Linked DNA regions of Homo sapiens: regions 1 and 3 are each linked to region 2. Evidence: chromatin loops called from intact Hi-C (ENCODE). Cell type or tissue: gastrocnemius medialis. All regions are shown on one strand.

What was found. Hi-C counts contacts between places; a loop is a spot of excess contacts. Peaks named below come from ENCODE experiments on the same cell type or tissue, not always from the same donor. Only the 100,000 strongest peaks of a DNase experiment are listed, where the experiment ranks them.
Region 1: it touches region 2 in a loop (8-fold over the local background); 61 of 110 quality-filtered maps call a loop at or near these places.
Region 3: a loop joins it to region 2, with 4 times the contacts of the local background. A loop is called at or near these places in 2 of 110 quality-filtered maps.

Annotation. Positions count from the first base shown.
Region 1 is chr6:132,818,425-132,826,424 of GRCh38, reverse strand. No RefSeq gene overlaps it. Among named protein-coding and RNA genes, the nearest start is that of SNORA33, 5.2 kb to the right of the region's middle. RefSeq lists enhancers at 5,538-5,607, 6,877-6,926. In gastrocnemius medialis, a CTCF peak has its summit at 3,284 (motif pointing left); DNase peaks (open chromatin) are centred at 3,251 and 7,454; H3K27ac peaks cover 2,138 bases.
Region 2 is chr6:133,549,821-133,557,820 of GRCh38, reverse strand. All of the region lies in intron 5 of TARID (TCF21 antisense RNA inducing promoter demethylation), which reads left to right. Among named protein-coding and RNA genes, the nearest start is that of EYA4-AS2, 97 kb to the right of the region's middle. In gastrocnemius medialis, a CTCF peak has its summit at 3,948 (motif pointing right); DNase peaks (open chromatin) are centred at 5,640 and 5,843; H3K27ac peaks cover 3,719 bases.
Region 3 is chr6:133,058,608-133,066,607 of GRCh38, reverse strand. No RefSeq gene overlaps it. Among named protein-coding and RNA genes, the nearest start is that of LINC00326, 25 kb to the left of the region's middle. In gastrocnemius medialis, no CTCF peak of the experiment used is centred here; a DNase peak (open chromatin) is centred at 4,347; H3K4me3 peaks cover 1,103 bases; H3K27ac peaks cover 2,210 bases.

The DNA of each region.
Region 1 (8,000 bases), 730 kb after region 2:
ACAGGCACCCGCCACCACGCCTAGCTAATTTTTGTCTTTTTATTAAAGATGGGGTTTCACCATGTTGGCCAAGATGGTCTCGATCTCTTGACCTCGTGATCCATCCGCTTCAGCCTCCCAAAGTGCTAGGATTACAGGCATGAGCCACCGCACCCGGCCTATTTATATTTATTTTCAACTAACGATTGCATCAAGCTGAATTTCCAAAATAAAAAGTGAATGCTGGCATTTTGTTTTCATTTTTTAACTTGAGAAAATCACCAGCGTGGGGCAAAAAAAATAACAAGAATCCTCTGTACTAATTTATAGTGACCTGAACATTTTTCTCTCCCTCTGTCTCCCTCCCTCTCCATCCCTCCCTCACTTTCTCTGTCTCTTTTTCCCACTGCCTCCTCCCCAACACCAGCAAGAAATACAGCTTTTTTTTTTTTTTTTTTTTGGAGATGGAGTCTCATTCTGTCACCCAGGCTGCAGTGCAACCTCTGCCTGTCAGGTTCAAGTGATCCTCCCACCTCAGCCTCCTGAATAGCTGGGATACAGGCATGTGCCACCGTGCCTGGCTAATTTTTGTATTTTTAGTAGACACAGGGTTTAATCATGCTGGCCAGGCTGGTCTTGAACTCCTGACCTCAGGTGATCTGCCCACCGCCTCAGCCTCCCAAAGTGCTGGGATTACAGGCATGAGCCACTGCACCCAGCCTAATACTTCTGCTTTTAAAGCATTACCTCCATTTGCTGCAAATAAACTTTGAACACGGACTTTAAAAGTGTCCCGTACTGGGATGTATTGGATTCATTGGCCAGGCAGGTTTCTGACTCACAAAAGGTCGTGTTGTTGCCCATTGCTATGACAGGAGAAACACCTTCGCAGTTTTACTGCAATATAGAAGTTTATTTGAAGACCAGCTCACTTCTTATCGGTTTTATTTTTACTGCAACCCAACACAGTAGTGTCAAACCAAAGTGACTGTTAAACTTCATCTGTCCTGTATTCTATACCGAGCATTTCCAGAAGGCAGCAGTGCAACCCAAAATACTTTGAATGAGACTCACTTCACGAGACAACACTAGGCAACAACAAAGTTAATATGACAAGTCCGCCTTTTATGCCTTGATGATGCTACTAAAAAATCTAACAGATTTATTGTATATCATTTCCTCTTCACATACAACTCTGAATTCTGCTTTTGCACTTTAGCATCGTTCACATTATGTTATCATTTTCATTATTTTAGAGTAAACTTTTCTAGAGTCTTCACATGATAGAAATTTGGAATATAATATTTTGAAAAGGATAATTTTATTTCAAAATGAAGCTTGTGGGGAAATGTAGAAAAGGTTTTAATTTCTTCTTAAATTATATGTGTATTTCCTCCTGAAAGAGTGGCATAGCTGCATCACGTTACGACCCTCGTGGGGCTAAGTACCTCCCTGCAAGACACAACATGTACCCATTTAGCAAAACATCTGCTGACTCCTAGAATCCATCAAGTTTATCCAGCTTCAAATCTACAGGAGAAGGCAGGCTTTTTAATTTGTAGCATTTTATATGCTAATATTTTATTTTCCCCTTATGGATCTCATATTTATTTTTTTTTAATGTGCATTTTGCTTCTTTTCACCTGGGGGCAGCACTGTGAAATATCACAGACCTTTGACTCGGTATTTCTCTAACGAGCCAACCAAGTACAAACAGGATTTTTATATCCATTTGTAAATTTTAGTTGGGGGTAGTTGAGAGAAGGAAAAATAAAAAGACAAATACTACATTTGTGTAAGGTTTAATTCACATCACTCATATAATTCCGTGCTGTTGGCATATGTCTCGATAAATAAGCTTCAAAAAAGAACTTATTGCAATGTAAAAATAGTTTCTCTGAATTCACATGCTTTTTACTGTTCCCAGGTCTCACAATGGCCTTTAAACGTATTTTTTCAGCTTCTTAGAGCCATGTACTCCATATTGTGATAGGATATGTTTCTATGCCCTGCTCCCTAGAGTGGAGCTGGAGAGAAAGGAAGTTGAGACAGCTTGGCTCCACACTCGACTCAAAGCAGCCCAACCTAGAGACTTACTTTCGTTGCCAGAGGAAAAGGAACCTTAAAAAATAGAGGGTGAAAAAAGGCTGAGGAGTTTAAGACTGAAAAGAAAGCCCACAAACAAACAATTGAAATATCTGAGTTCCTACTACACCACGCACTGTCCTAGGCACGGGAGATAAAGGCTCAGAACATAGATGATGCTTCCATGGAGCTATGGTGTGGAGAATTTAATCTCCAAAGTATACCCCTTGCCTTGATCATCTCCAAATTATGCCCATTTTCCAGAATAGGCTTTCTCTGGAAACTTGTTCTTCGGGTAGTTCTAGGCATATTCTCAGTATGGTGGAGAAAACATTGAAAATCAACGGTTTAAATTTTTATAATTTATTTGTATTTCACACATATATATTGCAATTGAGCAAAATTAGTAACCTTGGAAGAAAGATAAAAAACAGCCAGTGTCCACTGGTGGTTACAGAATTCTAATTGATATCATTTATAAAACTTAAACTGGCCGGGCGCAGTGGCTCACGGCTGTAATCCCAGCACTTTGGGAGGCCGAGGCAGGCAGATCATGAGGTCAGGAGATCGCGACCATCCTGGCTAACACGGTGAAACCCCGTCTCTACTAAAAATACAAAAAAAATTAGCCGGGCGTGGTGGCGGGCGCCTGTAGTCCCAGCTACTCGGGAGACTGAGGCAGGAGAATGGCGTGAACCCGCGAGGCGGAGCTTGCAGTGAGCCGAGATCGCACCACAGTACTCCAGCCTGGGCAACAAAGCGATACTCTGTCTCAAAAAAAAAAAAAAAAAAAAAAAAAAAAAAAAACTTGAACTACTTAACTACTTAAAATTACAACTAATTGAAATAATGTTATGTGAGTTAGAAAATTAATGCCAATGTCCTTTAGTATTTAAAAAGTTTAAATGTAAATGGTCTAAGAGCAAGGCTAATTTGGTATTGTTATTATTATTGGAAGCTTTCATTAAACTCAATCCAAATGATGGATAACAGTTTGTAAAAAGCAAATAAATGCAACCAGAAATAGTAAACTAAGCTCAACAATATCCTATAATCTCTATTCCTACAAACAGAATTCTCAAAATCTTCACAGAATGCGATAAGAATCTTTTCCTAGGGTGAACCTGCTATAGTCCCTGCTTCTTACCTTGTCTTCCTGTTTTTCACTGACCTGTCCCTCAGCTGGCATCAGTTTCTTACTGCCCTCTGCTGGCTAGGCATGAATTCATTCGTTTTAAGCAGTTTTGTTTTTACAACTTAAAGTACAGACAAGTATATAAACTCACTTGATTCACAAAACATAAATTTTTAAAAAGATTATTAATGGCACTCAAAATTAACCCCAAGAATGTACTGTATCTTTATTTCATTTAATTTAAAATGTTTTATTGGCATTTGGCCTTCTTTCTCAGTGCCTGCTTGGGTTTCTTCCAAGTAAACTTTCCTTTAAAAAATAAAAATAAATATTTTACTTCAAAAGCAATACATGTTGATTAGAGGAAAAAGAAAACAAGCAAATGGAAAACCTTCCTAGAAACATTAACACCTTGATGTATACCCTTCCAACCTGTCTTCTCTGCCAGCATGTACCTTTATATTCTTTTTTTTTTTTTTTTTTTTTTTTTTTTTTTTTTTTTTTTGAGACTGAGTCTCCCTCTGTTGCCCAGGCTGGAGCGCAATGTGCGATCTTGGCTCACTGCAACCTCTGCCTCCTGGGTTCAAGAGATTCTCCCACCTCAGCCTCCCGAGTAGCTGGGATTACAGGCGCCTGCCACCATGCCTAGCTAATTTTTGTATTTTTGGTAGAGATGGGGTTTCACCATGTTGGCCAGGCTGGTCTTGAACTCCTGACCTCAGGTGATCCGCGCCCACCTTGGCCTCCCAAAGTGCTAGGATTACAGGCATGAGCCACCACTCTCGGCCCCTTTATATTCTATATTATTTTAGTATTTCCTCCTTTTCTTTTTCTAGAAAATGCTATCCTATTGTACGTTCAACTACTTTTCAAAACATGTATATTAACAAATGCCCTTCTATACTATTTCAGTGGCACCCTAATATCCCATTAAGTAAACATATATTTTATTCAATTCTCCATCAACACAAAGTATTGTAGCTCTGTGATGAATATACTTACAGCTATGCCTATTCTTTTATTTGAAATTGGCCTAATAAAGGTTTTCTAAACTAAAACATTCTGAATTGATGCTTTACGATTTTTTCTCTCCCTGGCTGGGTACAGTGGCTCACACCTGTAATCTCAGCACTTTGGGAGGCCGAGGCAGGCGGATCACGAGGTCAGGAGTTTGAGACCAGCCTGGCCAATATGGTGAAACCCCGTCTCTACTAAAAATACAAAAATTAGCCAGGCATGGTGGCGCATGCCTGTAGTCCCAGTTACTTGGGAAGCTGAGGCAGAATCACTTGAACCCGGGAGGCGGAGGCTGCAGTGAGCCGAGATTGTGCCACTGCAATCCAGCCTGGGTGACACAGCGAGACTGTCTCAAAAAAAACAAAAAACAAACCAAAAAAAAAACCAAAAATTTTTTTCTCTCCCTTTATCATCAAAAAGTGAAAGGCAAATAGAACCTCACTGATTGGTAGGGTCTCAGGAGGATCACCAGGGTTTCTATCTTCACAATCTTTGTCACTCAGTTTGGTTAATTCATATTTAAAAAACGAACTCAAAAGAGATGGAAAAATACAACAAAAAGACACTTCTGTCTCTTCTCTGGCACATTTCCTTCCAAAAACTAAGGTACTGTGGAAGCCAAATTAAAAGTGTGGTGATGAAGACCGTCACTGAACATTTAGCAAAAAAAAAAAAAAAGAAAGGAAGAAAGAGGAGGAGGAAAAGGGGAGAAAAAATACTCTGAGGAATGTTTTACACAAAGTAGGGAAGAGCTTAGAAAACTGCCCATCAACATAGGTGAAGAATCCTTAGGAGGAAGATTCATCCTCCTCCCCAGTATTTGTAAGCCTTCCCAAGCAAAAGCCAGATTTGAATACAACTTATCAACACACTAAGATTATGATCTGTAAACTCTGGGAAAAGAGCTGGCTGAAACATCTCACTTATGATAAAGCAATTTGAATTGAGATGTACTGTTATATTTGAAGTGTCAAAACATGTTTTCAAAAAGGAACTCATGATTTATTTTTGCCTGGGATCGGCTTGGTCCCAATCCTTCTGAACATTCTGATGTGTCGATACTTCTATATCCCAAGCCACCAGCAGTGAGTCAGACTGGTGCCCTGAGTGAGTCTGGTGGCCTCTCCCCAGGTCACCTCCTTAACCACGCCATCTCTTTTGCTAGGACTTACTGCTGAAGTTGTTCTTCTAGCACATGGATTGACCTTTCTGAAAATGCCTGGCTGGGAGGACAATGCTGTACCCTTCTCTGCCATCAGCCTGTCCCATCCTTTTCCTGGAGTGGTGATGGCTACTGACCTTATTCCTTGACTACATAGTCTCTTCTCTCTCAGTGGCTCTCAGGAGTACTTGTGATTAACATAGTCCTTGAGCACAACTCTTTAAATAACGAACTCATTTAAAAAAAGAAATTCAAACTCCATTAAGGGCTAGTCCTCAGTAAGCCTAGCAGATGTTTCCACACTTTCCTACGGTTTATAAGCTGTCTATGTAATGCTTCTGTTGCCTCAACAATCCAGTTAAAGACTGACAGTACTTGTTTATAACAGCAGTCTAATACAGCCTTTTTACAATTTCTCTTTAGATGTTTTTTTTTTTTTTTGAGATGGAGTCTTGCCCTGTCTCCCAGGCTGGAGTGCAATGGCGCGATCTTGTCTCACTGCAACCTCCACGTCCCGGGGTTCAAATGATTCTCCTGCCTCAGCCTCCCGAGTAGCTGGGATTACAGGCACCCACCACCACACCCAGCTATTTTTTGTATTTAGTAGAGACAGGGTTTCACCCTGTTGGCCAGGCTGGTCTCAAACTCCCTGATCTCGTGAGCCGCCCGCCTTGGCCTCCCAAAGTGCTGGGATTAAGGGGTGAGCCATCGCGCTTGGCCTCTCATTCATTTTTTAAAGCATTTAAAGTGGTTTATCAGAAATACATAGAATACGCTAATAAAATCACAATGAGGCAAAAAAAAAAAAAAAAAAAGAATAAAGAACAGAAAGAAAATTGAGTCTTTCATTTGGAGGCTCTTACAGCCAAAGAAAACAGGCAGTCACAAGTCTCATTGTCCATGGGTGCAAGAAAACATCAAGTGCTAGGCTCAAACAGCTCTCCTTTTGGGTTCATGAGGGATGTCCTCAACAAGATTCTGAGCACACACAGCAACCAATGTCATAAAACAATTTTCCCCCATAAAACAATGAAGACATCTGCTTCTGTCCTGGCACTTTTGCTTCAGTGGGCTCCCCAGTGAATTCCATATAAGCTACACAGGCAAATCACACTCTGAAGCCGACATTACATTTGCACTGAGTTTTGAAGAATGAGTAGGAGATATCTAGATGGAGAAAAGTAGAGGTACTTCAAACAGAACAAACCAAAGTTATGAAGAGATGGACATGATCACTTTTCAATAACTGTAACTCAGAAGTCTGGATGAGTAACTGGAGTGGAGTGACTCATGTCTTGAAAATCATCTGGATGAGACTGACAGTAGTAAGACCTATACAGCGCAGGTAGGAGTTGAGGATGCCAAGGCCTTTGGCTTGGGAAAGTGGTACGCAGTAACAAGTGATAATGAATGCAGTATGGTGCATACCACACAGTCAGCTTTCTTTTCCTCTAACAAAAACATGTTAGTGATGGTAAAGTTCACTTCAAGGCACGCAAAATTTGAAGAGCAAGTGGGTCTTCCTTGGGAAATTGTCTGGTACAGCTTAGAGTTGATCAAAGAAAACAAAATAGACTTGGGAATCAGGGGAAGCTGTGGGAGTGGGAGAATGTCTCAGGAAGGCTGCAGAGAAGCAAACATGCTCACCTGAACTCTGGAAACTATTACAATTGAAAGCACAGGCAGAATAAGAGAAAGAACTGAAATGTGGTAAAGGTCAAAATGCTAACACAACAGTACTTAAAATCCTGGAGGTCAGGAAAAGGCTGTGATTGAGCCACTGCATTTGACCAGAAGCTGCTGGAGGACAACAGCCAGAAAACCGACAAAGTCTGAGGATGGAGACATTTTAATGACTTGGAGCAAACACAGAGCAACAGTAAGGGAAGATGCAGAGTTCAAGGTTAGATTTGGGGCCAGGTACAGTGGCTCATTCCTGTAATCCCAGCACTTTGGGAGGCCAATCCAACACCTGAGGTCAGGAGCTCCAGACCAGCCTGGCCAACATGGTGAAACCCCATCTCTGCTAAAAATACAAAAATTAGCTGGGCATGGTGGCATGCGCCTGTAATCCCAGCTACTCTGGAGGCAGAGGTTGCAATGAGTTGAAATCGTGCCACTGCACTCCAGCCTGGGTGACAGAGTGAAGACTGTCTCAAAAAACAAAACAAAAACAACAAAAAAACTTGGGAGATTAACATTCCTTCTGACTTTGGTGTTTTGCAGCTGAGATGACAGTGGACATGGAAACACCAAAACAAAACAAAAAAATCTGAGCCTGGACAATGTGGTGAAACCCCATCTCCACCAAAAAATATGCAACAGGCACTCAAAAATGTCTACATAGATTGGTCATACAAGGAAACTAGAATTCAAAGTGAACTTTCCTCAGAAAAGCCAGAGTACATGAGGTTGACAATTTCAATGTTAACACACAGTTCCAGGTTATACACACTTCAGAAAAAATCTCTCAGAGCTCCTTGCTTTCCATGAGGGTACTCAATGTCACTACCATGCTAAGGTCAACCAGCTTTAGCTATAACTACCAAACCAACCAGTACGGGAGACCCTACTCGGAGATTCTCAATCAAGGTTTAAGACGCAAAGAAAAACCTTGGTATA
Region 2 (8,000 bases):
CAGGTCCCCATAGGTGAATTACAGAGGAGGCCTCTAGGATTTTGGACCAAGGCCCTGCCGTCTTCTGCTGATAACTACTTTCCTTTTGAAAGACAGCTCTTCGTCTGTTACCAGGGCTTTGGTGGAAACGGAACATTTGACTATGGGTCATCAAGTCACCATGTGACCTGAACTGCCTATCATAAGCTGGATGCTTTCTGACCCGTCTAGCCATTATGTGGGTTGTGCACAGCGGTATTCCTTCATCAAATGGAAGTGGTATATAGGCGATCCGGCTCGAGCAGGTCCTGAAGGCACAAGTAAGTTACACGAGGAAATGCCTCAAATGCTCATGGTCTCCACTCCTTCCACCCTGCCTTCTCTTCCCCAACCTGCACCGATGACCTCATGGAGAGTTCCCTATGATCAGTTGACAGAGGAAGAGAAGAGTAGGGCCTGGTTCACAGATGGTTCTGCACAATATGTAGGCACCACCCAAAAGTGGACAGCTGCAGCAATACAGCCCCTTTCTAGGACATCCCTGAAGGACAGCAGTGAAGGGAAATCTTCCCAGTGGGCAGAACTTCAAGAAGTGCACCTGGTAGTGCACTTTGCATAGAAGGAGAAATGGCCAAATATGCCTACATCTTTCTCCCATGCTGGATGCTTCCTGCCCTCAAACATCGGACTCCACGTTCTTCAGTTTTGGGACTCCGTTTGGCTCTCCTTGCTCCTCAGCTTGCAGACAGCCTATTGTGGGGCCTTGTGATCATGTGTTAATACTTAATAAACTTCCCTTTATATATATATATCTCCTATTATTTCTGTCCCTCTAGGGAACCCTAATACACTCACCATCAGTAATTATTAGAGAAATGCAAATCAAAACCACTATGAGATATCACCTCACACTCATTAGCATGGCCACTATCAAAAGAACAGGAAAATAGCATGCTGGCAAGGATGAGGAGAAATTGGAACTTTTTGTTGCACCATCATGGGAATGTAAAATGGTGCCGTTGCTATAGAAAGCAGTATAAATCTTCCTTAAAATTTAAATTTTAAAATTTAATTTTAAAAATTTAAATTTAAAATTAAATTGCCATATGATCCAGCAATCACCCTCATGGGTATGTATCCAAACAAATTTAAAGCATGATCTTAAAGAGCTATTTGCACGCTCATGTTTATTGCACACTCATGTTTATTGCAGCATTATTCACAACAGCCATGAGGTACAAGCAACCCAAGCAGCCATTGATATATGAATGCATAATAAAAATGTGATACACACACACACACACACACACACACACACACACACAATGGAATATTATGCAGCCTTAAAAAAGAAGGAAATCATGTCACACGTTACGACATAGATGAACCTCAAGGACATTATGCTAAGTGAATAAGCCAGTCACAGAAGGGCAACTACTGTATGATTCCATTCATATGAACTATTTATAGCACTGTAGTCAAAATCATAGAGACAGAAATTAGAAATGTAGTTGCCAGAGGCTAGGTGGATGGGGAGGGGCATTAGTGTTTCATGTGTGTAGAATTTGTTTCACACGATGAAAAAGTTCTAGAGCCCCGTTGCACAATAATGTGAATATATGTAACATCACTGAACTTACACTTAAAAATGGTTAAAATGGTGAATTTAATGATATGTGTCTTATTACAATAAAAAAGTTTGATGCTGAAGCACATCTCATCTCTTCTTATACATGTCCAAAGTTTAAAAGTACAGCTTTGGATTGTGAGTTATTTAATCAATGAAGACTCCAGTTTCACTGAAAACACAGGTGATGACAAAAATGATAGGACTTAATACCACCAAAATTTCACACTTCTGGCCATCTGCTTTTCAGAGTCAATGAGTCCTGAAGACAAATTAACATGTGGCATATGAAAGAAAGGCAGGAAAATTGGGACTCTGCCCAGACCTTCAAAGACTAGTACTATCCATTCTGTTTGAAAGCAGTTCTTTTATATATGGACAGGTCTTTCACATTCCGGGCCAAACTATTTCTTTATATAAACAATCTCCTGTAGCCTAATACATCCCATGCTCCTCTGTGATAACTATTCAGCCTCAAGCACAGTAACCCGAGTGCCTGATTGATTGCACTTCTGATCAATTCTTTTTGTATTTGGCTTTTACACCTGACTTACTGTTCCTATGTGAGGTACAGGATAAGTTAGAATAAGCAATGAAATGTAAATCTTCATAGAGCTACAAATGCTGAATTCTTTTGTCAAGAGATCTATACACCAGCAACCAAGGGCATCCCTGGCATTTAAATATAGACCAGTGTCTGCACCAGCAACAGGAAGAGTATCTGGGAACTTGTTAGAAATGCAAGTTTAGCGCTTGTAATCCCAGCACTTTCAGAGGCCAAGGCAGGTGGATCACTTAAGGCCAGGAGTTTGAGATCAGCCTGGCCAACATGGTGCAACCCGTCTCTACTAAAAATATAAAAATTAGCCGGGTGTGGTGTCAGGCGCCTGTAATCCCAGCTACCTGGGAGGCTGAGGCACGAGAATCACTTGAACAAGGGGAGGCAGAGGCTGCAGTGGGCTGAGATGGCACCACTGCACTCCAGCCTGGGCTGGAATGAGACTCCATCTCAAAAAAAAAAAAAAAAAAAAAAAAAAAGAAAGAAAAGAAAAGAAAAGGAAAAAGGAAATACAAGTTTTGGAGTCCCTTTTCAAACCTATCAAGTAAGAAGCCCTGAAGGTGGAGCCCTGAAATCTGTATTTTCACAGCCCTCCAGTTGATTCTGAAGCCAGTTGAAAAAGCAATTGCAACAAAAGCCAAAATTTAGAAATGGGATCTAGTTAAACTAAAGAGCTTCTGCACAGCAAAAGAAACTATCATCAGAGTGAACAGGCAACCTACAGAATGGGAGAAAATTTTTGCAATCTATCCATCTGACAAAGGGCTAATATCCAGAATCTACAGAGAACTTAAACAAATTTACAATAAACAAGCAAACAACCCCATCAAAAACTGGGCAAAGGATATGAACAGACACTTCTCAAAAGAAGACATTTATGTGGTCAACAAACATGAAAAAAGCTCATCATCACTGGTCATTAGAGAAATGCAAATCAAAACCACAATGAGATACCATCTCACGCCAGTTAGAATGACGATCAATAAAAATCCGGGAAACAACAGATGCTGGAGAGGATGTGGAGAAATAGGAACATTTTTACTCTGTTGGTGGGAGTGTAAATTAGTTCAACCATTGTGGAAGACAGTGTAGTGATTCCTCAAGGATGTAGAACCAGAAATACCATTTGGCCCAGCAATCCCATTACTGAGTATATACCCAAAGGATTATAAATCATTCTACTATAAAGACACATGTACACTTATGTTTATTGCAGCACTATTTACATTAGCAAAGACTTGCAACCAACCCAAATGCCCATCAGTGATAGACTGGATGAAGAAAATGTGGCAAATATACACCATGGAATACTATGCAGCCATGAAAAGAATGAGTTCATGTCCTTTGCAGGGACATGGATGAAGCTGGAAGCCACCATTCTCAGCAAACTAACACAGGAACAGTAAACCAAATACCACATGTTCTCACTCATAAGTGGGAGTTGAACAATGAGAACACATGGACACAGGGAGGGGAACATCACACACCAGGGCCTTTCAGCGGGTGGGAGCAAGGGGAGGGAGAGCATTAGGACAAATACCTAATGCATGTGGGACTTAAAACCTAGATGACAGGTTGATAGGTGCAGCAAACCACTATGGCACATGTATACCTATGTAACAAACTTGCACGTTCTACACATGTATCCCAGAACTTACAGTAAAATTAAAAAAAAAAAACAAAAAACGCAAGAACATTGAGAGCCACTACCATAGATCTTTTCCTGTGTGAAAGAGGCCAAATAAAATCCAAGTCCTACCAGCACATGTGTGAAGAGTGACAGCAGGTGGCAGTGTTCGACTATTTCTACCTTTTCTAGAACTCTATTCACCACGGAGCAAATGAAATTTGTCACAGTTTACTGGTCATTTAGTGAAAAAAATAAATTCCATTGCTGTTTTCCATTTCAAAAAAGAAAACTAATTCTCTGTAGATACAGAACCAAAACCTAAAAATAAAATATACACTTTTTTCCTTTTTTGAAATTTAACTTTGGAGGTATTTTTTAAACTGTATTCCATCAAGGTAATAAAATGCCTCTGCTGGGACCCTCCTAGTTGTATTCACATGAAGTCAACAAGATTTCTTCCCACCCACACACCATGCCCTGCCACTCTGTACTATTTTCTATTCTGTGCAGCCATGACTTTTACTTGCCCAATTTATTAATATATAAATATCAGTGCAAACACTGAACTTAAGGATAGTTTATATTTTGAAAAGGGTTCCTTGCAGTGTAGGCCAAAATATTGACCATAGTCCATGGGAGGATGGACTTGGAAAAGAACTATCGTTGTCTTAAGAGATTACGTGACACATGCATGATTTTACAGCAAGAAAGTGAGGAGTCAGGCTTTCCATCCAAGCAACTGATTCTTTTCCCCACTAGTGGAACCAACACCAGTTGCTTTCTGATCCTCAGTGGCCACAGGGATTCAGCCTGACCTGCCCAGAGCCTTCTTTTTTTTTTTTTTTTTTTTTTCTTTTTGAGACAGAGTCTCACTCTGTCACCCAGGCTGGAGTGCAGTGGCTGGATCTCTGCTCACCACAAGCTCCGCCTCCCGGGTTCATGCCATTCTCCTGCCTCAGCCTCCCAAGTAGCTGGGACCACAGGGGCCCGCCACCACGCCCAACTAATTTTTTTTTTGTATTTTTAGTAGAGACCGGGTTTCACCGTGTTAGCCAGGATGGTCTCAATCTCCTGACCTCATGATCCACCTGCCTCGGCCTCTCAAAGTGCTGGAATTACGGGCGTGAGCCACCGCGCCCGGCCCCAGAGCCTTCTTGAAGGCTGCCCTCTGAGTGACCCTTCCTAGATCCCAGAGACTGGCCCACTGCACTGGGCTTGCTCAAAGCAGGACCAGAAAGACCATACTGAGCTCCAGACATTGCCTCGTCCCTTTCACCATATTCTCTAAACACAAAGAGTTTTGAATTTTAACATTATTGTACCCTTAAGAGCTTTTCTTGATAAATGGCTCTTTGGATGACATGTACAATAGCATCCAATGCCTTCTCCAAGACGAATGACTACTGTAATAACAGCAATACACTTAGGGCTATTCCGCCTACAACTGAAGCTTTTGTTTTCTGATGTTCTTTTATCCCTAACATCAATTTGTTCCTGTCAGTAAACATAAGCTATCGAGGCAGAATTTCATGTACAGAAGGCAATGTTTGGTCTTCCCTACTGGCATGTTAAATACATTTTCCTGATGCAATGTTACATTTAATGTTGTGCTGCTGGGGAGAAAAATTCATCAGTGTCTCTTCAGCTCATGATCCTATCTTGTCTTGAGATCACGTTTCATTATTCCTCAAGCCAAGAATACACGGGGTCTGGTCTATGGCCAAATAATGTGATTCTGGGACATAGATTGGGATTACTGAAGATAAAGTGGCCTGGCCATGAGGCATACTGTAAGAACACATGTTCTTATTAGATTGCATCCCATCTCTGCGGTGGCTGCCCTCCTGCCAAGACTGAATGCTACTAAGCACATACCTCCCCTCAGCTCTCAAGTGAGTCACAAGTTTGCTTTCATTCCAAAAGCAAAACATAACAGTGAGAGAGGCCCAGGGCCACTTAAGAGCTACAAGCTGTTGGTTCGTATGGGGGCAGAGCCTGCCTTCCAGCTGAGGCAGCACCCCAATAATGCCAAGTGGCGCCTTCAGCATTCTCACAGGTGCAAGCTATTTCTTCCTGAATGAATCACCGAGTCTCCTCTAAGTTCTTTGTGCTACTCACTGTTGCTTACATCATAAACACACGGAGGCTGCAAAGCTTCACACTTTGTTCCAAACATTTAAAAGGAGCTTTTAGCCTGTCTCCCTCCTTATATGGCGATAACTGATCTCTGAACCATTCTCAGCTCAGGGCCTTACCTTGGAAAGGACCATGGAAGTCAAAGGCAATATCAATAGCTGAAGACCTCCAGTGGTTTTTTTTAACGGACCAGATATAATAAGGCAGGTATATGGCCAACCACTTTTCAGATGGAATTACAGAGATGAGACCACAAGGAGGAACTCATGAGCCTTAGGAGTACTTTAACATCCAATAGTGAAGTCCACTTGGTCTTAAGTGAAAGATCTAGGAGGCAGAAATGGCTCTGTAATTTTATTCTTCCATTTGTCATCTTCCTTATCCAAAGTGCCTTAAGGTTATGGGCGGGTCTCATAGTTTCTTAAGGGCCCTAAAGTTAGGGGAGGGTCTCATAGTTTCTTAAAGTGTAGAGTGCAGAGTACCTGTGTCAAAATCACTGGAAGTGCTTCTTAAAGGTTTATTCCTAACCCCCACCACATACCACTCACTTCTCAGTGAACAGAATCACTCAGTTTGGGGCCCCAGGCATCAGCATTTTAATGAGATTCTTGGGTAATCTTTTTGGACACTGCCTTTTGAGGACCATTTATTTAGGCTCTTAAGAGACTTTCACACTACTGATAACAATGTCATTCCCTGAATAGTTGTCATGGAGTATGATGAGCTCCAACCATGCCTTCAATTAAACCCTTGGGCAGAACTGGCACTCAGAGGTGGTTGTTCTTACTATGTATATATCACCCACTGAGACACAAACCTCTCAAGGTCAATAATTAGGTCTTTTACTTCCTTTATTTTTTTCAGCAATGGTAATGACAGTGCCATTGTAAGTAAACAAGACATATAATCTTGTAAAATTAGATGTAAAACAAGGCATATAGTCAGTAAAATAAGGCAGAGAAAATTATTTGAACTTATTGTATTGCATTTGAAGGACATTCTACTGGTATTCTGTTGGAATAGGTCTTGCCTGATTGCCTAATTTCACTGAAGCCCACAAGGACGTGGCAAGGTTGACAAGCGGGCTTAACTGGCTATTGGCAAAGTTCTGTTAAGAGGACAGTCCTTACTAGCTGAGTTGAAACCTGGAGTGACCCAACAGAGGTCCAAAGGCTAGAATACAGCCTGACATACTAGGTGTTCAATAAATGCTTGATGCATAAAAAATGAGAACTGTGATTCTATTGCTTTGCAATATTTGCTGATTCACAGTTTCCTCATATTCTTGTGCAGTTATTTTATTCTTATTATCCTATATATTTGCCTTAATGCTCAGAGAGTTATAAATAACAATGAAACTTAATTTGAAAAAAAATTCATTGGTATTAATTAAGGGAAAGGGTCACAATGAATTCTATCAGACATTACTGAGGCTCCCAGCTAAAGAGCCTAACTTAATACCGCTTAGACAACTTAAAACCTTAGATCTAAGCAGAAAACCTAGGGAGAATAAGTTTTAGAGAAAATCAAAATGCTCAAACCTCTAGGAAACTATCCCCAGAACCTTTACTACTTCTCTTTCTATACACAGGCACTATCTCAAATATGGTAGTTGGACAAGAATATTGCACATGTATTACCACATGCAGTTCTAATGCCTCCCTCTATTTAGAATGCAAGCTCAGTGAAGACAGGAACTAAAAATACACTCAATAATCCTCATAGACACAAATAAGTTAGAGTCTAAGTAGCTCGCAAGCAGTTAATAAATACCTAAATACTGGAATGAATGACAACCAGGATTCTGGCAAAAAAAATAGGCAGGAAATCTCCTCATGCCTAGAGGGGTTTGCCGGATAGTAAGGAGGATCCTCTGAGGAGGGGCCAGTGGAAAGTTCTTGCTTGAAAAAAGATTCTGAGCTGAATGCTTACTTATTCCCAAGGACCAGCCTGACTCTGTATGTGCCGTTCTGGAGGAAAAAAAGAAAAGAAGGAAAAGGAAAAACAAGAGCAACAAACTCTAAGTGGCAGCAAACAGATTTGAGGCAAAGGCATCTATTTGTGCTCGT
Region 3 (8,000 bases), 490 kb after region 2:
TTTGTCACTAGGTGCTGCCCCATAGTTACTCTTTTCTATGTATACATAGATTGTTTCCTCAAGACTGGGGACAAGTATAATGCACTACACTTTTTTTCTCTTAAATGACCTTCAATTCCTATTATTGAATATTTCACATAATAAGTGGGCAATAAATATGTTGGCTGATTCGTTTAGTAACTTGTATATACTAAATACTTAGATAATCACCAGGAAGAAATGCTTAAAGAACAAAAAAGTCCATAATCTTTGTTCCTAGACAATTTAAAATCAAACTTTATGGAGTAAATAAATGAGAATTGTTTAAATAAAGTATGTAAACTATCTAAAAGCATAAATATCACAGTGTATGTCAAGAACTTTGTCATTATAATAGGGTTTAAATATATGAAATGTAAGCTTTGAACAAATTAGTAGTTGCCCATAAACACCCTTAAAATATTTATAGTTTTAGCTCTTTTCCAAGTTCAAACCAACTTTTAGGAGACACTATGTAAATTAGAAACATTTTCTCACATATCCTTTGCATGTTTTGTGGGAGGTATAATTGTAGCAAATATGGGAAATATTCTATTTTATTTTGAAAGCAACCTTCAAAGGAATTTATTAAATGCCAGGGTCAAGATGTGAGTTTCTATTTAACAGACTGAGCTATACGTTAAAAGCAAAAAAAAAAAAAAAAAAAAATCAGATGACTTAACAAAACTAGAGAAATCTAAAAATGAACTAAGGGCTTAACTTCAACTTCCATTTATTCAATTTAAAATATCTGTAAATGTTGCTTATCCTGCCTGGGATAAGGTAAAATATAGATCTTGATCTTTAGCTCAGGAAAAAGGTCTTGCTAAGGAGTCAACATCCCTGGGCTAGGAACTCACGAAATAAAATTTGTATTTTTCAGTACACATATTTACTCTTAAAATAGCATTTTAAAATTACAGAAGTAAGGCCAGTTCATGATAGAGATTTAGAGAAATTTTAAAACATATACAAGAAAAAAAATCAACTCCCTTTCATGGGCATATGATACCAAAAAAAAAAAAAAAAAGAGAGAGAGAGATTGTCTCACTTCAACTCTAAGGGCAAATCAGAGAGGGGTGAATATGTCTGGAGTCTTTGGGATTTTGCTATTGCAGGAAGCCTGAGAGGAAATCCCCAACAAAATAAGCCTGACCCCTAGAAAGACTTAGTTATTGGAAGGGAGCTGCTATTCCAGTCTCAGTGCCACATGGGGTCCAGTGCTAGAAGTGGGCTCTCTGGCCAGTTCTTTATTAAGATCATATGTTGGTCCAACAGAAGGCTGGGGAATCCAGGAAAAGCTATTCCAATAAAACTTAATAAGTCCCTGGGAAATAAAGAAGATGATGCAGGTATTTCCCTAAGAGGAGGTATCACAGAAAGGAAATAAACCATATCTCCATTTTATCCAAAGAGCAATGAGGAGGTATTTGGTATCTGGAGGGAGGTCCTCAGTGCTTCAGCTCAGGTGGGAGAAAATGATGCCCAACAAATACTGGTGGAAGACAATTCTGTCCAACCCAACCCAGGGCAACAGCAGCAGGGGAGGCAAGATCTATAACAAGACTGCAAATGCAAGAAAGATATCCCCTGGTCCATGGATTTGGCAAGGAATGATGTCTTGTTTTAATTAGCATGTCTTTGATGACTAAGGAATGTTTAAAATTATGTACAAGTTTATTGGTCATATACATCTAGTGACTTGCCTGTTCATATCTCTCTTTTTATGCTGTGATGTTCATTCTTTTCGTTTAAAATGGTTTATAATCTGAAGATATTAACAATCTTTCTGCAATATGTTGATCCTATTTTTTACAGTTTGTAATTTGCTTTTTGGTTTTATTTATGTTTCAACCCAAATCTATCAATATTTTCTTTTATTTTCTCTACACTCCACTCCAAGATCAGCAAGACATTTGTCTTTAAGCTATTATATTTCATTCTATAAACCACCTGAATAAAATTTTTTAATATAACAGCCGTCTAACTCCTTTTTTGCATTTTTAAACCAAAGATCTGATTACCATTACTTGGATAATCCGTTACTTCATCACTAATTTGAAATCTCATCTTTATCACATTCATTTTACACATATCATTTATTAACGTATTTATCATCTATCCAATTTATTTATGCTTCCAATGATCTGCTGTAAATTCTAATGCCAGTGCCACACTGCTCTAAGTAATGTGATTTATAATTTATTTTAATATCTGATAATGCAAGTAGGTCTTATTGTTTTTCTTTTAAAAACAATCTTGCCTAGTTTCCTCCATTTATTTTTCCAAATAAATTCTAGAACTAGTGGTCAAATTTCAAAGAAGAGTTATTTTTGTGCATATTGGGTTAAAATTTCATTAAATGTATACATTAATATGGGGAAGAAGCGACAACTATACAGTGTTGAAAATTTCCATCTATATATTATCATATATTCCCTTCTATATAACCCATCTATATATATTATATATTCCCATCTATATATTATTATAATAAATGGAGAGAACAAAATATATCTCTCCATTTATTGTTTTATATATTTTTGAGTAAAGCTTTAGAGCTTTGTTTTCATTAGTTTCTGCATATGTCTTACTAAGTTTATTCCAAATTAGTATATATTTTTGTATATTTTGTATCTCTTCAAAAGAATCTTTTCAATCCATTATATTTTAAGTGGTATTTTTCTGTCATATAGAAAGATAATCATAATTTAAAATAGAATTCTTGATGAATATCTCCTTATACACAGTGTTTCCTCCAAATGCTTTGCAACTGATGACATTTAAGTTTTAGGTAAAGTGAAAAACCCATGGACTTTAGCATGAAACATACCTACCTTTCAATCTTGTTTTGACCATTTCTCACTATGCAAATTTGGTATGTCTAGCATACAGTAGGAAGAAAAATATTAGTTCCTTATTTCTCATCCTGTTCCTCATAGAACAATGACTTGGGAATTTCATTCGTTAGTTACATGAACTAGAAAAAATAATTATTATAAACATATACACATATGGGCTTTACTCATTAATTGCGCAAACATTCACTGACTAAGCACAAACTACCAGGCACAGTGCTAGGCACTGAGGATATGAAGGTGACAATATCTGCCTACTGAAATGTGTGGTAGTCTCAACTACATCTCAAGCCATCAGTGGGTTGACTGTTAGAAATCAGTGGATTTCTCTTCTGGATCTTTAGATAATGTGTCTGATCAATCTATTTCTTTCTCCTGAGCAGGTACTCTCATGTATGACTTTCCCATTTTACCAGCTTAATAAATGGTTCTCAGCCTGAGCAAACTGAAGCAAACTATTGGGCATTCCCATTTTCATTTCTGAAGTGACTGCTCAAATCTTTATTTCATTTTATGCCGATGCCTCGGGAGCTGACCTAGGATAAATGGAAGCTACCAACTGCCAACTGTGCTGTCAGCTGTGTGGCCGGGTCAAAGGTGCTGGCTGAGCTTGCAAATTCTGAAGGTTTGCCAGCAGTGAAGGTATTTGCCTTAGAGGGAAATGATGCCTTGTACATATCTCATCCCACAGTGCTGCTGAATGCGTCCATTTCAGGCAATGCCCAATTTGGAGAAAAGAAGAAGTGCAAAAAAAGATGTTTCTTTGACCTCACCGCAAATACGTAAAACCACCTGCAGATCCACAGCCACTCTAATCTTTGCCTTGGGCACACCCTTTTGCTTTAACAGTAGAGAAGAAACAAGTTTCTGTTCCCTCCGAGTGCTGGGAAGTGGCATGACAGCTGGTTTCCATGAGCAGAGCACATACTCCAACCCTGCAAAGAAAAAACTCCCCACAATGCTCTTTTATCTATTAAACTAAAGGGGGTTTTATTACACTTTTGTACATTCAATACATTTATCTAAATTTTTCTCGCATTGAATTATTGTCAAGAAAAGGCTGTTCTTGCATATATATATGTGTGTGTATATATATATGTACTTGTGATCATGCATAACTTAAATGCTAAATTTCTGATTTTTTTGGAGAGGATAACATTTAGAAAAAAATCTATTGACTAAACAAAAATCATTTGACACATGAGGTCAAACCTTAATTTAGCTGTAGGAATCATTGTCGTATCAATGTGGAAGTAGAAATAGCACTAAAAGAATGTTCTTTTTCTCCTGAAAGATGCACCCTCTGACCCACTTTGTGACACATAGTGAGGAGTTCAGTAACTATAAATGTTACCGATGACTCTTATCCTTGGTTTAACTCTGGGTTCTTCTAAATGCTTATGTAGAGTACAAATTATCTGCTGAAGAGTAGCCAAGGTTGCCAAGTGAACAGCACTGAAGACGTCAGAAGGGAGTGAAGTTTGGAAGTGAAACAGCAGCCTTTAAATAGCCCGACAACACACATCATGAGATGACTTCAGTGGATCTCCCATCACTACGGATTGGCTGTAAAGGAAAAATCCTCTTAAGTGTTTAATCCAGAAGATAACTTTTTATTCAATTACTACCAGTATAATTACTATACTATTGTTCAAGATTTTATTCGTTCTTCCTTTTTTTGTCCACTTTGTCTTTTCTTCCTCTAGAAATTCAGAACCTGAATGATTTCTCATTTGAGTCAATTTTGATCACTGCAATCATTAAATTAGACATAATTTAGAAACTTCTAATGAAAAAAGAACATAATTAAGCCAAATTATCAGAAGTTTTAAGGATTGAAAATATTATCAAACAATTTTTAATAGTATTTTTTCTAATAAAAATTCTGAGACATTGGATGAATTAAGATCTATTGATATGAAAGAATGCTCATGTAACTATGGAAAAGAAATTAACATTTAGTTAGTGTTCTAATATGCCAAGCATTATGCATATTAAACTAAGCATTTTCCATATTTTTTCTCATTTACTCTTTTTTACTGCCTTACAAAATATGTGTTATTGTCCCCAGTCTACAGGGCAGAAAACTGGAAATTCACAAAGATTAAAGTATTCAAGTTTAGAAAGAAACTGTTTTTAAGTGACAGAATCCGGATTAAAATCCAGGTCTGCTGACCCCGAGGCTCTTTCTCTTTCCATTTTATCCCATAGGATTTTCCACTCAGCCAAAAATTGAACTTTAAATTTTTACATATTTTTAAATTTAAATATATTTTTCCTCATTAACAACAAAAAAATGGAAAAGAAGAATTATAATTGGTAACATTGACATCAATTTTTAAAAATATTTGTTTCATGCAATAATAAAAATTGTTTTTCTTTTAATAGTAAATGATTTGAGTGAAAAAGTTATCACCATTGTAAATAAAACATAGCTTAATTGACTTTAATATTGCTAGCAAAATTAAATTTGTACTAGGCTCATAGAATAAATAAAAAGTGCATGCATATTTGCCACATTTAATATAGAATGTTTTTTGTAATTTTCAATCTTTTTTGAGTATACTTGCCAAAGCTGTATTTATTTAAGCTGTACAATGTGGTGATTTGACATAGGTATTCACTGTGAAATGATTGTCAAAGTCAAACTAATGTACATATCCAATCACCAATCACCTCACATAGTTATGATTTTTTGTGTGTGGTGAAAACACTTCAGATCAACTCTCTTAGCAAATTTTAAGTACATGATTCAGTGTTATTAACTATAGTCACCATGCTGTACATTAGATTCCAGAACTTATTCATCCTGCATAACTAAAACTTGTCCCTTTTTCTCCCTGTTTCCCCATCCTCCAGCCCCTGACTACCACCATTCTACTCTGCTTCTGCACATAAACAGGAGCATTCATTTATTTGTCTGTGTTGGCTTATTTAACTTAGCATAATGCCCTCTGCATTCATCCATGTTTTTGTAGATGGCAGAATTTTCTTTTTTCTTTTTTAAGGCTGAAGAATATTTCATTATAAGCACACACAGACACACACACACACACACACAGTGTCATGCATTGCTTAGGGATGGGAATACGACTGAGAAATGCACCTTTAGGTGATTTCATCATTGTGTGAACATCATTAAGTGAAATTACACAGACCTAGGTTGTAGAGCCTGTGACACACCTAAGCTCTATGAAATAGCTGGCCTATTGCTCCCGGGCCACAGACCTATACAGCATGTTACTGCCACACCAGCATCACCACAGACACTTGGCTAACCCAGTCCTCTATGAAGAAGTTATGATGGTTATGACATCATGAGGTGGTAGGAATTTTTCTACTACATTATAATCTTATAGGACCACAGTCATATATGTGGTCCATTGTTGGCTGAAATGTCCTTATGTGGTGCTTGACAGTATATATACACCACATTTTCTTTATCCAGTCATTATGCTTTCTCTTGATTTATTTTTGGATTCTTAATGATCAAAAGAAAACAACAAAACAGCTCTTTTCTCTGTCCTCTGTCAACCTAGTCCCTCATTTGTGATTCAACATCCCTAACTTCCAGATATATTTAGTGCTATTGGTTACATTTATATCTAAAAAGGAAACACAAAATCACGGTAAGGTGTAATTTTTTTTTAAAAAAAGAGCTTGTTAATGTGTGAGTGATGGGAATGTATCCAAACGTCTCTCTCCCTCCCTCCGTCCCTCTCTCCCTCCACTTGTGGTTGTTGGTGGTGATGTTTCTTCTGGATAGGCACACAGGTCCCCTCGGATGAGCCAGAGTCTGAACACTGTTGAAAATGGCCCCTTGAAGAACACAAACTCAACAGAAAGTCCCGTCAGAGGATACTCTTTTGCTCACCCAATGGTGTGTGGCCCTGTGGTAAGTTAGAAGTTGAAAGCCAATGTTATTTTTCCTTCTGCCATGAAAATGTGCCTGGAGTAACAGGGAGAACACAATTTCATGTGCTAAATTCTCCTCAATTTTATTCTCTGGAATTATTTCCAAGGAATATACCTCTATGGAAAGTTTACTCTCCAAAGCTGTAGTATTCAATATGGTAGCCATCAGACATAGGAGGCTGCTGACTGCTTAAGATGTGGGTAGTGCAGCTGTGGAACTAAGTTTATTTTACTTTAATTAATTTAAAATTTAAAACTGACATCATGTAAAACATTTCTGTTCAACACATCTATATTGATTTGGCAAGTACACTTGACCCTTAAACAACATGAGAGTTAGGGACACCGACAGCCCAAGCAGTCAAAACTCCAAATAGAGCTTCTGACTCCCCAAATACTTAACTACTAATAGACTGCTATTGACTGGAAGCCTTGCTTATAGTATAAACTGTCAATTAGCACATATTGTGTATATTATATGCATTATATACTGTGCTCCTACAGTAAAGTAAGCTAGAGAAGAGAAAATGTACTAAGAAAATCACAAAGAAAAGAAATATGTTTACTATTCAGTAAGCGGAAATGACCATATAGGTCTTCATCCTTGTCATCTTCACGTTAGGTAGGCTGAGGAAGAGAAGGAGGAAGAGTAGGGGCTGGTTTTGCTCTCTCAAGAGTGCAGAAGAGGAATAAAATCCAGGTATAAGTGAACTTGTGCAGTTCAAGCGCATGTTGTTCAAGGGTCAACCTTGTACAACATTTCACTTTAACTGTTGCATCAAATGTGAGATATTATTTAAATTAAATTTTATTTCTTGCTTTTTTAGTGTGGCTAATAGGAAATTTGAAATTACATATATAGCCCACATTATGTTTGTATTGCACAATGCTATTCTAGAGAAAGTAGGACAAAGATTCTGGTGTCAGACTGAATGGGATCAATGCCCTACTCCTCTACCTACCACCTGTTAAGCTGTGGGGAAATTTACTCAGCTTCTCTGTACCCTGGTTTTCTCATCTGTAAATACGTGTACCTACCTCATAGGGTTATGGGGATTAAATACATTCAGATTTATGAAGTGCTTAAAATCGTGCCTTACATACAGTAAGCACCATCTATACATTTCTAAATTGAGAATAAAAGCAAATTATTCCTCTCTAGAAAAGACAGATCAAAATTCTTCCAACGGATACTCAGTGAGAGCAAAG